2 separate regions of the Homo sapiens genome follow, and region 2 is linked to region 1. Evidence: chromatin contacts called from ENCODE Hi-C data. All regions are on one chromosome and are shown on one strand. The core of a region is the stretch at or near the end of the contact, and the rest is flanking DNA. Distances in the headings are between cores, read along the strand shown. Region 1 holds the start of HAL (histidine ammonia-lyase). Region 2 overlaps SNRPF-DT (SNRPF divergent transcript).

Evidence for each region. Hi-C counts contacts between places; a loop is a spot of excess contacts on that map. Pooled maps may share reads with other maps.
Region 2: a loop to region 1 is called in a pooled map of right cardiac atrium, with 3 times the contacts of the local background. The contact joins the enhancer-like site here to the promoter of HAL in region 1. A Hi-C loop is called at or near these places in 33 of 168 maps with a recorded cell type or tissue (CD4-positive, alpha-beta memory T cell, CD8-positive, alpha-beta T cell, Caco-2 and 20 more), 10 of 37 single-sample maps with no recorded cell type and 27 of 50 pooled maps.

Annotation. Positions count from the first base shown.
Region 1 is chr12:95,993,403-96,001,119 of GRCh38, forward strand. HAL (histidine ammonia-lyase) reads right to left here and starts at 2,942. Exons shown (of 21, transcript NM_002108.4): 1 at 2,676-2,942; 2 at 2,262-2,589; 3 at 1,531-1,591; 4 at 1,396-1,423; 5 at 688-762; 6 at 524-596; 7 at 370-436; 8 at 49-86. The coding sequence starts at 2,508. LOC102723340 (a long non-coding RNA gene) reads left to right here and starts at 3,080. Exons shown (of 4, transcript XR_945237.4): 1 at 3,080-3,228; 2 at 4,929-5,025; 3 at 6,689-6,858. LTA4H (leukotriene A4 hydrolase) reads right to left here. Exons shown (of 19, transcript NM_000895.3): 19 at 7,351-7,704. The coding sequence ends at 7,587. RefSeq lists enhancers at 3,155-3,324, 4,549-4,843, 5,290-5,349.
Region 2 is chr12:95,833,893-95,841,609 of GRCh38, forward strand. All of the region lies in intron 1 of SNRPF-DT (SNRPF divergent transcript), which reads right to left. Among named protein-coding and RNA genes, the nearest start is that of SNRPF-DT, 21 kb to the right of the region's middle. RefSeq lists a silencer at 4,426-4,626. Within about 2 kb of position 2,904, at least 4 of the 41 ENCODE cell types and tissues checked have a DNase peak (open chromatin) inside an H3K27ac peak, as active enhancers do; they include endothelial cell of umbilical vein, where a contact is called at or near this core.

The DNA of each region.
Region 1 (7,717 bases), core at 1,692-4,191:
TTCATCTAATCACACAAGATCCAGGAGGCACCCAACGTTTTGACTTACCTGAAGAATGTGAGCGTACTAAGTTGACCTGAAGCTCCCTGCAACAGAAAGGTAAAAACCCTCTTAGATACATTGCAGTGAGAAAATGTTCCCTCAGCTGGGAAAATGAAGGGAATCATGGTCAAATCCTTGGAGGGACAGAAGGAAGGCAATGGGAGAAACCAGCCAGCCTGGGTTTTCAATACCAACTCACATGCAAGGTAACCCAAGCCTCATCCTCTGATCTGTAAATTGGGGCAAATGTGAATTATTTCCCTTGTTGAAAAATATTTAAAAGATGAGGGTAGGTGGAACGTGAACATATGTGTGTTTTAAACTTACTGTAGCTTATTGATAGGAATTACAGTTCTGGCAAATTTCCCAAAACCTGTAGTAATACCGTAAACAACTAGAATAAAAAGAGACATTATGCAATTAAATGCAGGGATTTTTGTTTGTTTATAAAAATATTTATAACATAAAGATAAAAAGATACCTGTTTTCTCTTTTATGATGCTATCTATGACCTCCCTGGATTTCTGCACCCTCTTCTCAGCTGTTGGGGTGAGCTAGGAAAATGTTGATCAGAACTGAGCACGTTAAAGACTTCCACGGGCAACAAAAATGGCCAGAGGACATCTTTCCCCTCCCTCCCCATACCTTTATTTTGTAGCGTCCCTTTCCCAAGTTGACCAGATCCTCCGTGGTCAGACGGTCTCCATCTAACTCGATGTACTACACAAAAGAAGGGGATCTCAGTGAGTCTGAACAGCTTGATTATTCTAACCAGAGTAGGGACACCTCCAACAGAACCAAACTGACATTTCAGAGATCTGATCATTGCGTGAAACATGAATATGCTAAATAAAAATGCATCTTGCATAAGAGGAGGCTTATTGGTGCAAAAGCATAATGCCTTTCCAAGCCCCCTTTCCCCACTACAGAGCTGGATAAAGCCCTGTGGTTGGTTGGTTTGTTTGTTTTGAGGCAGAGTCTCCAGCCCAGGCTGGAGTGCAGTGGTACAAACATGGCTCACTGCAACCTCTGCCTCCTGGGTTCAAGCAATTCTCGTGCCTCAGGCTCCTGAGTAGCTGGTATTACAGGTGCACGCCACCATACCTGGCTAATTTTTGTACTTTTAGTAGAGATGGGGTTTCACCATGTTGGCCAGGCTGGTTTCAAACTGATGACCTCAAGTGAACTGCCCACCTCGGCCACCCAAAGTGCTGGGACTACAGACATGAGTCACTGCTCCCGGCCAGCCCTGTTCTAATTGACAGTGTTTTCTCAGAAGTTTTCCTGGCTTTCCTCCCTCTTAAATAAGGGGCCTTAATTTTCTGAAGAAAAAGAAAGTGGTTTGAAGCTTACCTTTTCAGGCTCCCGGTACTTGCTGTATCTGTATCCAGGTAAAGGAACATATAGGGTGGTGTGGAAAAACCCCCAGCCCCACCATCTGCAGGAGCCACCCCCAGAGCAGACCAAAGAGCCTGTGGGAAAGGATACAGATAAACTCCTTCTGGTTGAGATGGAATGAAGTCAGGAGACATGGCATCACCCTCTATAACTAAAACAATGCACGGGAGACTCGTTACAGATCACATTGTACAGCCATGTTCCCCCTGTTAAACCAAGGAACGGCCCATCATTGGCCCATGAATTCTATAGAAATGGCTGCTTTAAAACTGCTTCAGATGGTTTCATGTGGTCTTAGCATCTTTATGTAGGAGGAGAGCAAAAAGCAGAAAGGTAGGTGTCAGGGCAGAGACCAGGGGTTTAGATGAAAGTTCAAGACAGAATTCCACTTCCATCCCCATTCCCAGCTTTATTTTCTTCAAAATCTGAACTGATGCTATGCTGCCGGCCTCCAGTCTGGGGGTGGGGGTGGATTCTTTCGAAAGGCAAAATAACCTCAAAATGATTCAGTCACTGCAAAGGGATTCAGACCTGCAGCCTTGAGTACCAGTCTAGTCTTTGTTACTTACTAGCTGCTGGAGTCTGGGTAAGTTACCTCCTCTCTGATTTCTCCTCCATCAGAGGTGGAGGAGAATCCTACCCATCTCACAGGGTTGTGTGAGGACTTAAGATCCCCAGAGGCGTGGCATGTGCCTGCACAGGGCCAGCCTCGGCAAGCCTGACCTCTGCTCATCATTTTCCCTGAGGTGGGGGTTCAATGCTGCAAAGACTAAGCCAGGCCAAACCGCACCCGTTCGCGGCCCTCTCCTGCAGCCACTCACCCACTTCCACGAACTCGTTGTTCTCTAGGGCCACCTCGAGCCGGTCCTCGTTGTCCAGCAGGCCCAGGCCCTTGCACCGGCGCACAAGGAAGTGCGCGTCATCCACGGAGGTGAAGCCACCATTGTCGGGCTTATTCTTGATATAGCGCCTCACGGCCTCCCGGCCCAGCCAGCCCACAGTGAGCTGCGCGTCCTGGCAGGGCACTGCCAGCCATTCCCCACGTACGTGCACCGTGTATCTGGGCATGGCTCCGCTGCAGCCTGAGGTCCTCAGCTGGTCACAGGAGGGGAGAGCTTTATGCAGGAGTGGCTACCGGGGTGTGGTCAGCTGGAAGGATGAGAATAGACTTTCAAACCACTCCCCCTCCTTCACCTTTACTCATTCATGCATTGGACAAATATTTATTGAGGTACCTGCTGTCCCTTTGGTTTTTGTAGCCGAGCAGGGGCAGGAGCAGGGGATGCAGACGGGTGAGCCTCCTGTCCACTTTCCATCCAGACCTGCTGCCAGAAAGGCCTGGGGTCTCCCACCCTGGGAGGTGCTGTTCTTGTCCCTGATGGCACCTACCTGCTGCTGGCCCCCTTTCTTCAGGGTCCCCAATTTCTCTCTCTTCCCTCGTTTCTGTCTGTGTTCTCTGCCATTAAGGGCAGCTTATAAACACCATGTTCCTGTCTTTATCTGAGATTACTCAACTGTAAAACGTGTTCTGTGGGCCAACTGTGACACTGGGAGTGTGGCAATCGTCACTCATTTGTTTATTCCACAAACATGTATTGAGCAACTACTTCCTGTCACCAGTAAGGTTTTCTGAAGCTTTCTTTCCACCAGGGAAGACTGCAAAGGCCAGAGATCATTTTCACAACTAAAGGTCGTCATCTGGGCAAATGAACCACTCTGACTTGGAGATTAGGGGCTCAGACAGCCGTGGATGAGAGTCCAGCTCTACTACTTATTAGCCTTGATTAGGTGAGTATTACCCTGTATTTCCTTATCAGAAGGCCTAGGGGCTAACTGCCTCCTTCCAGTATGTGCAGGATTTACCTGTGATCAAATCCTGGCTCTGCCATTTGCTAAGTGTATGACTTGTGGGCAAGTGATTTGACTTCTCTGGGCCTCAGTTGCCTCATCTGTAAAATGAAGATAATGGTAATGATGATAGTATATATGTCAAAGGGCTATTGGGAGGATGAAGTCAGTTCATATATGTAAAGCCCTCAACACAACACCTGGCATAGTGGAAATATTATAGAAGTGTCTGTGATTACTAGTATCTGGACACCAATACTCCATGTAACTATAATGCTTTATAAATGTTCTGTATGAATCATAAAGCTATAAAGTTCCATAAATGCTCTTTCATCTTGGCACATGGATATCCCTCACCCAATTAAGCTTCTTCACCACAGATAACTGCTCCCTGCACCCGCCTTATTACCATTGGTATTAAGGAACTCTGGATAGCATGATTACGGCATCAAAGATATGCAGATGCTATTTTGACTAAGCAGCACTTTCATCGTAAGCCAATTTTTAGAGATTTGATTATTGCACTAGAAAAATCCTGAAAAGTCTGTTTCCACTAAATCAGACTTCTGTTGGGAAGAGAGACATGGTTGCTCAAGAAAAACACCTATACTCATACCCAGAGTCCCTCTCATCTGCTGACAGCTTCCCAGGAAGCGTACAAATAGCTACCCTTCCTTGAGCCTTATTGAAACTTGCTCTTCAGATACCCACACCATGACTGCACCCTGGAATTTGTCATGACCTGAATTTGACACACTTAAGAAATCACCCTGGAATCTGTCACGACCTGAATTTGACACACTTAAGAAATCTGAAATTCCAATATTCCACCTTCTGACCACAACCTTCCAGCTGCCCTTTTACTCTAGTCACTGCCAGCCTTGGACCTGACCTCCAGTCAGTCTCTTCATCCCTCCACTTCCCACCAGCATCCTCACTTACTATCCTAGGAAGCTGGTCCCTAGTCGCTCACTGGACCACTCTTTCTTAAGCACTCTGAGATTCCTTTGCATCCCTAAACTTATGTCTACACTTGGAATAACACCCATCCCCTTAGTCATCACAAAAAACAGCCATCTCTTGGAAGGATTGCTTAAGCCTAGGCAGTCAATGCTGCAATGAGTTATGATTATACCACTGTACTCCAGCCTGGGTGAGAGCAAGACCCTGTTTAAAATTAAAAGAAACTGTCATATCTGTTCACCCAGGCAGAAGACACTGATAGAGAAAGTCCTGTGATCACATAGTTTGATGGTATTGCCCTTTTATTCCATCCAGCCCACAGTGACTTTCCAAAACTTTGACCCCTCTGCCAGGACCTTCTCGACATCCACCTCTAATTCTCAGAAGGAGACCTTACTTCCTACATCTGTGAGAAAACTGAGGACTGCACATGTGAACCACCTTAACCTTCTGCCCCACCCCCCCCCATTCATTCCTTGACTCATTTAACAAATATTTTTTCAACACCTGTTATGTAACAAGCTCTATGCGAGGTGCTGGGGATGAAATAAATAACAAACACGCTCTACATTCATGAGGCTTACTGTCTGGTGATGGATAAAGCTGTATAAAGATGACTAATAAGAGGTCTAACTATCTTCATGCTGCAAAACAACCCAAACTACTGCATGCTCCAGTTGACTGTCACTGCCGAGACCAGCTTCTGAGTAATTTCAGCCCAGGCATCAGACTAGTGAGGGAAGGAGCTTCCAGGTGATACCACCTCCCAGCCATGTAAGTCACCCCCAGCAGTTTGAGGATTCTAAACTCAGGCCCTACGCATTGTGGAGCAGAGTCTTCCTTGTTATTCTTTCTCCAGAAACGCACTTTCCAACTTCCTTTGCCTGTCTAGATCTTTCTTACTCCTTAAGCCTGTTTAGGCCTTTTCTTCTCCAGGAAGCATTCCCTAAATTCTTCAGTTGGGTTAAGTGGCCCTTCTCTGGGATGCCTTAGCATAGCTCTTCTTTAGTATTATCTAGGAAATTACTTGTCTGTGTTCATCCATAATTATGTATATATCCGATCTGGCACAAAGACATTTAGCATATGCTTACTAGCTGAACTGAAGAAATGTGAACTGCACCGAGCTGGCCCCTAGGTAAACCAGCAAGCAGGATTAAGTTTGTCTTTAGCGCCCTCTACCTTCTTCACAGCACCCTTCCATGCCACCCTTCAAGCATCCCTTGTCACAATTCACTTTCAGTATCACTAAGTGATAACTAAAAACGACATTAACTTACAGCTTGTCTTGTAAGCTCATAGGGCAGAAGCCTTAAAGAGCAGTATTTGGGTAAATGGATTTGCTAAAGTCTAATCTTAGAACATGATCTTATGCCAGTGATTTGAGCTGAACTCCCTTCTCTGTATTCTTGGCAAGGAAGGCAAGGGAGAGCAGAGCCTGGAGAAAGAATCACACTGCAGCATAGATAAGTGACCAAGAGGACAGAACGAGGCGGGTGGATTGCTTGAGCCCAGGAGTTCGAGACCAGCCTGGGCAACATGGCCAAACTCTTTCTCTACAAAACAAAAATTAGCCAGACATGGTGGTGCATGCCTGTAGTCTCAGCTACTCCAGAGGCTGAGGTGGGAGGATGGCTTGAACCCAGAGGCTGATGCTGCAGTGAGCTATGGTCATGCCACTGCACTCCAGCCTGGGCGACAGAGTGAGACCCTGTCTCAAAACAAAACAAAACAAAAACTGCTAGGGAGAGTGAGAGCCAGGGAAAAGTCAGGATTCCGGGAATAGGCAGGAATATGTCTCTTCCATACCTGTCCCACCTTGGGTGTTCACTCCTATTGTAACTTTAGTCACTGCATTAGCACTTTGAGGGGTTATTTGGTCAGGACACCGCTCCCCACCCCCACCCCATGCCAACAATTATACTCTAAGACACCATTCCTCTTACACAATTTATTTGACCAGAGGTGGACCCAACCTGGGTTAGAGTCTCACCTCTGGGAATTTGGAATTGTGATAGCCTCCCCATGTGGTCAGAGCTATTTGTAACAGTAAAGCTGGAGAGTGGCCGGCCTGTACAACGTGGACTAGAGAGGCAGAGGTGAGGGACAGGAGCACTGACGGTGCTGCAGTCCTGGGCATCAGACCCCTTCTGTCCGTCCCAGGTTCTGATAATCTCCCCATACCTAGCATCCTTAAAATAATCTTCCTTTTCCCTTTTTGACTTCTGGTCACTTGGATTGCTGTTACTTGCAATCAAAGAATTCTAACACAGCTATGGTTCTAATTAATTCTAACTAATAGAGCTAATACACTAATAATTCTACCTAGTACAGCTATGTGTGCTGAGATGCCCTGGGGCACTACGTTGCATTGGCAGGGGTGCTTTGTTATGTTTGTCTTTTATTTGGTTCAAGTTATTTTGTTGTCTTTGAACAGACTGTGAGAGGGATGGGAAAGACTGGTGCTTGGGGTGGCCATCTGACCCCTGATGGACAGGAGACCAGGACAAGCCCACTGGATGAGCCGGAGGGGTCCAGGAGGAGGGAGTTGAGAGCTCCTGCTAGGGTTGACACATTCTGGTAAGGAGTTCATCTGCTGTCCACCAGGTAGGTGGTGTGCAAATACAACTAAGCATTCATGTTTAAGGTTTTTTTTTAATTTTTTATTTTTCGAGGCAGAGTCTCCATTGCCCAGGCTGGAGTGCAATGGCGCCATCTCGGCTCACTACAACCCCTGCCTCCCAGATTAAAGTGCTTATCCTCCCTCAGCCTCCTGAGTAGCTGGAATTACAGTCGTGCCTCCACGCCCAGCTAATTTTTGTATTTTTAGTAGAGACGGGGTTTCACCATGTTGGCCAGGCTGGTCTCAAACTCCTGACCTCAGGTGATTCACCCGCCTTGGCCTCCCAAAGTGCTGGGATTACAGGCATGAACCACTGCGCCCGGACTTATGTTTAAGGTTATTTAAAAAGCAAAGCAAAATCCTAACCATGTTGAATTTTTGAATCTGCAGCAGATTCAAATTAATGAATTTAAATCATATATCAGGTAAAATACTACCTTGACATATTTTGTGATCATACTGAGAGAAAATTAATATAAAGCTAATTCAAAATTTTTTAATTTGTAAATCAAAAGATTAAACCTTGTTAAAATTTACAAAGAATATGCCACTATAAGAAGAAGTAGCTCAACTTTATTTCAGTAAAATCACCAACAAAACAATAAAAAGCCAAAACTAAAAAGACAGTTTTAATTGTGAGCTGAAGTTTTATATTTCTTTACGAATTCCATTTAAAAAAGAGAAATCTCTAAAATCATCAATACGCAGGTCTTTAATCCACTTTTAAGTCTTTCCCCACCAGCATTGCAGTCACGGGATGCATGCTTGCTTTGTGCTCTTGGTAGGTTCGGACAGCTTGATCATGGGATTTGTCAAAGGCAGCAAGATCCCTGCCAAAAAAGA
Region 2 (7,717 bases), core at 1,654-4,153, 160 kb before region 1:
TATTCTTCTTTGTCCCTATGTTGGCCCCTTCTCTGGTGATGAACCAGTAGGAAAATTATCAAAATAAAAACCATAAAAACCATGTTAATATATTTACTGAATCATAAGACCTCCAGATTGAAAGAAACCTTCAGAATCTTTTTACCCATCAGACACTTGCATCACCTCTACATCCCAATAAGTGTTTTCTCCTTAAAATGGTCAAGGGAATATATATATATATTCCTCTATATATATACTGTTCATATTTATCAAGGATATATTCCTCTCTAAGTAGGACCTGGCCTGACCAAAATACTTCAAAGGTAATCTGACTGGTACACAATCTAGTAGGATTACCAATCCCTTTTTTTACTTATTCATTAAAAATAGAATTATTGCATATGATGTACATGGCATTTGTTTAGGCACTGGATATCCAGCAGTGAATTAAAAAGCCAATTCTTTCATACATATCAAGGAAGAGAAATGGAGGAATATATATATATATATATATATATATATACACACACACACACACACACACACACACACACACACATATACATATATACATACATATGTATGTGTGTGTATATATATATAGAGAGAGAGAGAGGAAGCCTATTCAATTCTTATGCACCTCTAAATGCGAACAAGCTCTTTCTTAGGCTGAGCAAAAGTCAACAATTTCCATCCTTTGGCACAGGTTATAAGCCCAAATATTTTTCATATGAAAGGCTTTTTAATGTTTTAAGAGAGTTGAATATTTTAAGATAGACAAGCTTTCCTATCCCTAACTCCCTTCTCTTTTCCAAACCAAACAATTAGAGTTTCTTCAATCATTCTGCCCAGGACACACTTAAAGACCACTTGTCAGTGTGTCAATATTCCTCTCCAGGTAGGGCCTGGCCTGACCGGAATACTTCAAAGGTGATCTGACTGGTACATAATCTAGCAGGACTACCAATCCCTTTGTTTTACTTATTCATTAAAAACAGAATTATTGTTTATGATGTACATGGCATTTGCTTAGGCACTGGATATTCAGCAATGAATTAAAAAGCCAATTCCTGACCTGGTAGACCTAACAGTTTAGTGAAGGCAAACAGATAATAATTAAAATAAATAATAAATTGGCCAGGTGCTGTGGCTCATGCCTGTAATCCCAGCACTTTGGAAGTCCAAGGTGGGTGGATCACCTGAGGTCAGGAATTTGAGAATGGCCTGGTCAACATGGTGAAACCCCATCTGTACTAAAAATACAAAAAATATTAGCCAGGTGTGGTGGTGCACACCTGTAATCCCAGCTACTCCAGAGGCTGAGGCAGGAGAATTGCTTGAACCCTGGAGGTGGAGGTTGCAGTGAGGCGAGATGGTGCCACTGCACTCCAGCCTGGGTGACAGAGAGACTCCGTCTCAAAAAATAATAATTATTATAATAAATAAATATATTATAGGATACATGAATAGGAAATAAGCTTTACAGAAAAAATGCAGCAAGGAGGCTCTAGTTTGGGGAAGGAGGATGCTGAATGACTTGTGATAGCCTCTCGAGATGCATTCTTTGTCCTTCTCTGCCTTGCTCTGTCACAGGAGGTTAATCTATGGACTCTATCAGTGGAATCCCTTGCCCTCTGACTTCCAGCCCTTTAATTTGGGAATACCTTAAAAGCCTTAATTAAACATATCCTATGATCAAACAATCTTATTTTTAAGACTTTACCCTAAGAACACAATCAAAGAGGTACACACAAATAAATACTGATAAGGATGTTCACGGCGCCATTACAATTACAAAAAAGTCATAACCAGGTTGAGCGTCCAACAATGGGTTAAATAAATGATGGTAGAACATGAGATGCAATATCATGCAGCTATTAAAAATCTTGTTGTAAAATAATATATATTGACATGTGAAAATGTTCATGATATATTGCTAAGTGAGAAGAAGAGTAAAGAGTGGCAATGATGAGTATCAGGTGATATAACTAGAACTCGCAGGCTTTTGTTTCTATTGCAACTATACATTTTGATGATATCAAGGATGCCTTTTAAAAGTCAGAAAATATTCTTTGCAAATTCCTAATGATTTCTTCTGCATTCTATTTTTCTGGGATTTTTAAATTTTTTACTTTAAGTTCTGGGATACATGTGCAGTGCATTCTTGTTTACACAAGTAACTTTCTTAGCAAGATTTTCTTTTCAGAGAACAATGATAAATTCAGCTCTAATGGAATTCCCATAAAGTCCAAATTAGTCAAGTTTATATGAATGCAGATTTATTATAATCCAGAATGAAATGATTAAGAACAGAATATCCTCTTTTCCCCACAAATGGACCACAAATATATCAAATTATCTATGAAAACATGATCTTCTTTGATCTCATACAAATTCCTATTATTTGTCATGGAGTAAGGCCTTACTCAGTATTTGCTCATGTATTATTTAATTAAAATGACTCATGAAACAAGTGTGTCATTATGCTGGCTTGCCTATTGTCCATATTCACATACTTGAGTGTATCCTTATTCTTGCCTGGAAAAGGCATATGCTGCCTTGGGCATCATTCCAGTTAATCTCTTCAAACGATTTATGAATGAGCATTCGTGAATGTAATTAAGTAGCAAACAGACTTTGAACAGCAGTAGGGAAACAATCTTGAATTCTTCACTCTGAAACTACTTCAAACGTTATGTCCAAATAAAAAGAGGATCTTCACTACCTATTTCATCCCGTCTGCTCAGGGAAGGCTAAATATCTGTCCTGTTCCTATTTGGATAGGTGAAGATACTTGGTTTAAAATCCACATTCTATACATTTCCTCTCCCCATCTCATCTCACTTTCATCTTCTTGCCCAGCAGGAGAGAGTTAACTCAGCCAGAAATGTGGGTAAATACTGGAAACTTACTCAGATGCAGAAGGGACTGTGGCTCAAGATGTTATAATGTCCAGAAAGCAGGGAATGTGTTGGCTTGAGTTAATGCCAGCTTCCTTGTTTACTGGTGAAGTGTGCTTAAAAGATAAGTCTTTGGAGTGTAAGTGTGTGCAACCTGAGAATGAAAGAGAGAGAGCAGAGAGGGAGGAGATGGAGAGGAGAGGGAGGAGAGAGGGAAAGAGGGAGAGAGGGAGGAGAGAGGGAAAGAGGGAGAGAGGGAGGAGAGAGGGAAAGAGGGAGAGAGGGAGGAGACGGGGAGAGAGGGAGGAGAGAGAGGGGGAGGGTGGAGAGAGGGAGGAGAGAGAGAAAGAGGGAGAGAAGGGTGAGGGAGGGAGAGAGGGATGAGGGAGGGAGAGAGGGAGGAGAGAGGGAAAGAGGGATAGATGCAGGAGAGAGAGAGGGAGAGAGGGAGGAGAGAGACAAGGAGAGAGGGAAAGAGGAAGAAACGGAGAGGGAGAGAGGGAGGAGGGAGAGAGGGAGAGAGGGAGGAGAGAGGGAGGAGAGAGGGTGGAGAGAGGGAGGAGAGAGAGAAAGAGGGAGAGAGGGATGAGAGCAGGAGAGAGAAACGAGAGAGGGAAAGATGGAGAGAGGGAGGAGAGGGAGAGAGGGCGGAGAGGGAGAGAGGGCGGAGAGGGAGGAGAGAAGGTGGAGAGAGGGAGGAGAGAGAGAGGGATGAGAGAGGGAGGGAAGAGAGATGGAGAGAGGGAGGGAGGAGAGAGGGAGGGAGGAGAAAGGGAGAGATGTGAGAGGGAGGAGAGAGGGAGAGAGGGAGAGAGAGATGAGGGAGGAGAGAGGGAGAGAGGGAGAGGTTCAGTGGCTCAGGCTTGTAATCCCAGCACTTTGGGAGGTTGAGGCAAGAGGATTCCTTAAGCCAAGGAGTTCAAGACCAGCCTAGGCAATGTAATGAGACCCTGTCTTAATAAAACATTTTAAAATGTGTGTGATGGGTGTAGTTCCAGCTACTTGGGAGACTGAGATGGGAGGATCACTTGCGCCCGGGAGCTTGAGGCTGCAGTAAGCTGTGATCACACCCCTGCTCTCTAGCCTGTGCGACAGAGTGGGACACTGTCTTAAAACAAAGGGCGGCGGTGAGGGGGGAGGAGGTTTGAGGAAAAGACCATATGATACATTATGGTCAACTTTTGCAAGATTCTGAAATTCTGCTGGATGATTTTGATTATAACAGAATGATTAATATTAATTGTGTATATAGCCCTGTTAGCGGTGGAGAATCCATATCCATCTGGGTCTGCAGCAACCTCAATTCTTGCCTCCTCAGAAGAAACAATTTGACTGAGGGGCAGAAGGAGAGACCAAGACAAGTTTTAGAGCAGGCGTGAAAGTTTATTCAAAAGCTTTAGAGCAGGAAGGAAAGGAAGGAAAGTACACTTGAAAGAGGGCCAAGCGGGCGATTTGAAAGACCAGCACGGTTTGAACTTTTGACTTGGGGTTTTATACCTTGGCAGGCTTCCGAGGTCTTGCGTTGCTTCTCCTGCTCATCCAACGCTGAGATCTGATCCGGAAGCTGCTGATCACCAGTTTCAGCTGTTTTCTATCTGGTACGAGACTGTCTTTCCCTAGTGCCAGCTGTGACCAATTATTACTGTAGAGAAACAGTTAACAACCGCCTGACCTCACAGGATGGCCTCCCGACACACCTGGTGTGTGAGTAGTGGGGGAGCCCTCTCCTTCCCTGCTCACACCTGACTATAGCACAAGATATTGTTTAGATTATTATTATTCTAATATTACCAATGCTAACTTTAAAAATGAATACATTTCCACCACCTCTTAAAGGAAAGATTCACTGGCTAATCTCCTCAGATAAATATATTCTTTTTTTTTTTTTTTTTTTTTTTTTGAGATGGAGTCTTGCTCTATCACCCAGGCTGGAGTGCAGTGGCACGATCATGGCTCACTGCAAACTCTGCCTCCTGGGTTCAAGCCATTCTCCTGCCTCAGCCTCCCCAGTAGCTGGGATTATAGGCATGCATCACCATGCCCAGCTAATTTTTGTATTTTTAGTAGAGATGGGGTTTCACCATGTTGGCCAGGCTGGTCTCAAACTCCTGACCTCGTTATCCGCCTGCCTCGGCCTCCCAAAGTGTTGGGATTACAGGTGTGAGCCACTGCACCTGGCCAGATGAATATATTCTTGAATGAACATTTACATGTTTAAATTAGTGTGTATGCAAGTGACTTCAGGGTCATGGTGACCATATTCTGTAAATCCATCGTATGGAACATAATTGTGAACGAATAGTTATGGGCATAAGCATTCATAAATGTTAAAGACCTAACGCTAACTGAGTTAAAAAATAATCTCTCTATTATCAAGGGCACACTTTCTAATGGCAAAATTTTTTAAAATGAAAAACCCGGGAAATTATAAAGAAAATTTAACCATCCCAAATCCCATAACCTAAACATAACAACTAATAACATTTTGGTGTTTATTTTTAGTCTGTTTTTCTAGACACATATATTCAAATGTCCATATTTTGACATTATTAATATTTATTTACATATTTTGATGTCTTATATTTTCCCATGTCATTAGAATCTTTGTAAATATTATTTTAAATTATGGCATTACTTTTTTTTTTTTTTTTTGAGGTGGAGTTTCGCTCTTGTTGCCCAGGCTGGAGTAAAATTGTGTGATCTAGGCTCACTGCAACCTCTGCCTCTCAGGTTCAAGAGATTCTCCTGCCTCAGCCTCCTGAGTAGCTGGGATTACAGGTGCCCACCACCATGCCCAGCTAATTTTTTTGTACTTTTAGTAGAGACAGGGTTTCATCATGTTGGCCAGGCTAGTCTTGAACTCCTGGCCACAGGTGATCCACTCACCTCAGCCTCCCAAAGTGCTGGGATTACAGGTGTGAGCCATGGTGCCCAGCCTGTATTAAATTTTATCATATGAAAATATTGTTGCCAATTGAAGTATTATTTAGCCACTTCACTAGTATTGACCATGAACGTCTTTATACATGTCCACAGTTTTTTTTTTTTTTTTTTTTTTTTTTTTATTTTTTATTTTTTATTTTTATTGATCATTCTTGGGTGTTTCTCGCAGAGGGGGATTTGGCAGGGTCATAGGACAATAGTGGAGGGAAGGTCAGCAGATAAACAAGTGAACAAAGGTCTCTGGTTTTCCTAGGCAGAGGACCCTGCGGCCTTCCGCAGTGTTTGTGTCCCTGGGTACTTAAGATTAGGGAGTGGTGATGACTCTTAACGAGCATGCTGCCTTCAAGCATCTGTTTAACAAAGCACATCTTGCACCGCCCTTAATCCATTTAACCCTGAGTGGACACAGCACATGTTTCAGAGAGCACAGGGTTGGGGATAAGGTCACAGATCAACAGGATCCCAAGGCAGAAGAATTTTTCTTAGTACAGAACAAAATGAAAAGTCTCCCATGTCTACTTCTATCCACACAGACCCCGCAACCATCCGATTTCTCAATTTTTTCCCCACCCTTCCCGCCTTTCTATTCCACAAAACCGCCATTGTCATCATGGCCCATCCCCAATGAGCCGCTGGGCACACCTCCCAGACGGGGTCGTGGCCGGGCAGAGGGGCTCCTCACTTCCCAGTAGGGGCGGCCCGGCAGAAGTGCCCCTCACCTCCCAGATGGGGCGGCTGGCCGGGAGGGGGGCTGACCCCCCCACCGCCCTCCCGGACGGGGCGGCTGGCCAGGCAGAGGGGCTCCTCACTTCCCAGTAGGGGCGGCCGGGCAGAGGCGCCCCTCACCTCCTGGATAGGGCGGCTGGCCGGGCGGGGGGCTGTTCCCCCCACCTCCCTCCCGGACGGGGCGGCTGGCCGGGCAGAGGGGTCCTCACTTCCCAGTAGGGGCGGCCGGGCCGAGGCGCCCCTCACCTCCCGGACGGGGCGGCTGGCCAGGCAGGGGGCTGATCCCCCCACCTCCCTCCCGGACGGGGCGGCTGGCCGGGCGGGGGGCTGACCCCCCCCACCTCCCTCCCGGACGGGGCGGCTGGCCGGGCAGAGGGGTCCTCACTTCCCAGTAGGGGCGGCCGGGCAGAGGCGCCCCTCACCTCCCGGACGGGGCGGCTGGCCAGGCAGGGGGCTGATCCCCCCACCTCCCTCCCGGACGGGGCGGCTGGCCGGGCGGGGGGCTGACCCCCCCCACCTCCCTCCCGGACGGGGCGGCTGGCCGGGCAGGGGGCTGACCCCCCCCCCCCTCCCGGACGGGGCGGCTGGCCGGGCGGGGGGCTGACCCCCCCACCTCCCTCCCGGATGGGGCGGCTGGCCAGGCGGGGGGCTGACCCCCCGACCTCCCTCCTGGGCGGGGCGGCTGGCCGGGCAGAGGGGCTCCTCACTTCCCAGTAGGGGCGGCCGGGCAGAGGCGCCCCTCACCTCCCGGACGGGGCGGCTGGCCAGGCGGGGGGCTGACCCCCCACCTCCCTCCCGGACTGGGCGGCTGGCCGGGCGGGGGGTTGACCCCCCCACCTCCCTCCTGGACGGGGCGACTGGCCGGGCAGAGGGGCTCCTCACTTCCCAGTAGGGGCGGCCGGGCAGAGGAGCCCCTCACCTCCCGGCCGGGGCGGCTGGCCGACCCCCCCCCCCCCGCCTCCCTCCCGGACGGGGCGGCTGGCCGGGCAGAGGGGCTCCTCACTTCCCAGTAGGGGCGGCCGGGCAGAGGAGCCCCTCACCTCCCGGACGGGGCGGCTGGCCGGGCGGGGGGCTGACCCCCCCCACCTCCCTCCCGGACGGGGTGGCTGCCGGGCGGAGACGCTCCTCACTTCCCAGACGGGGTGGTTGCCAGACGGAGGGGCTCC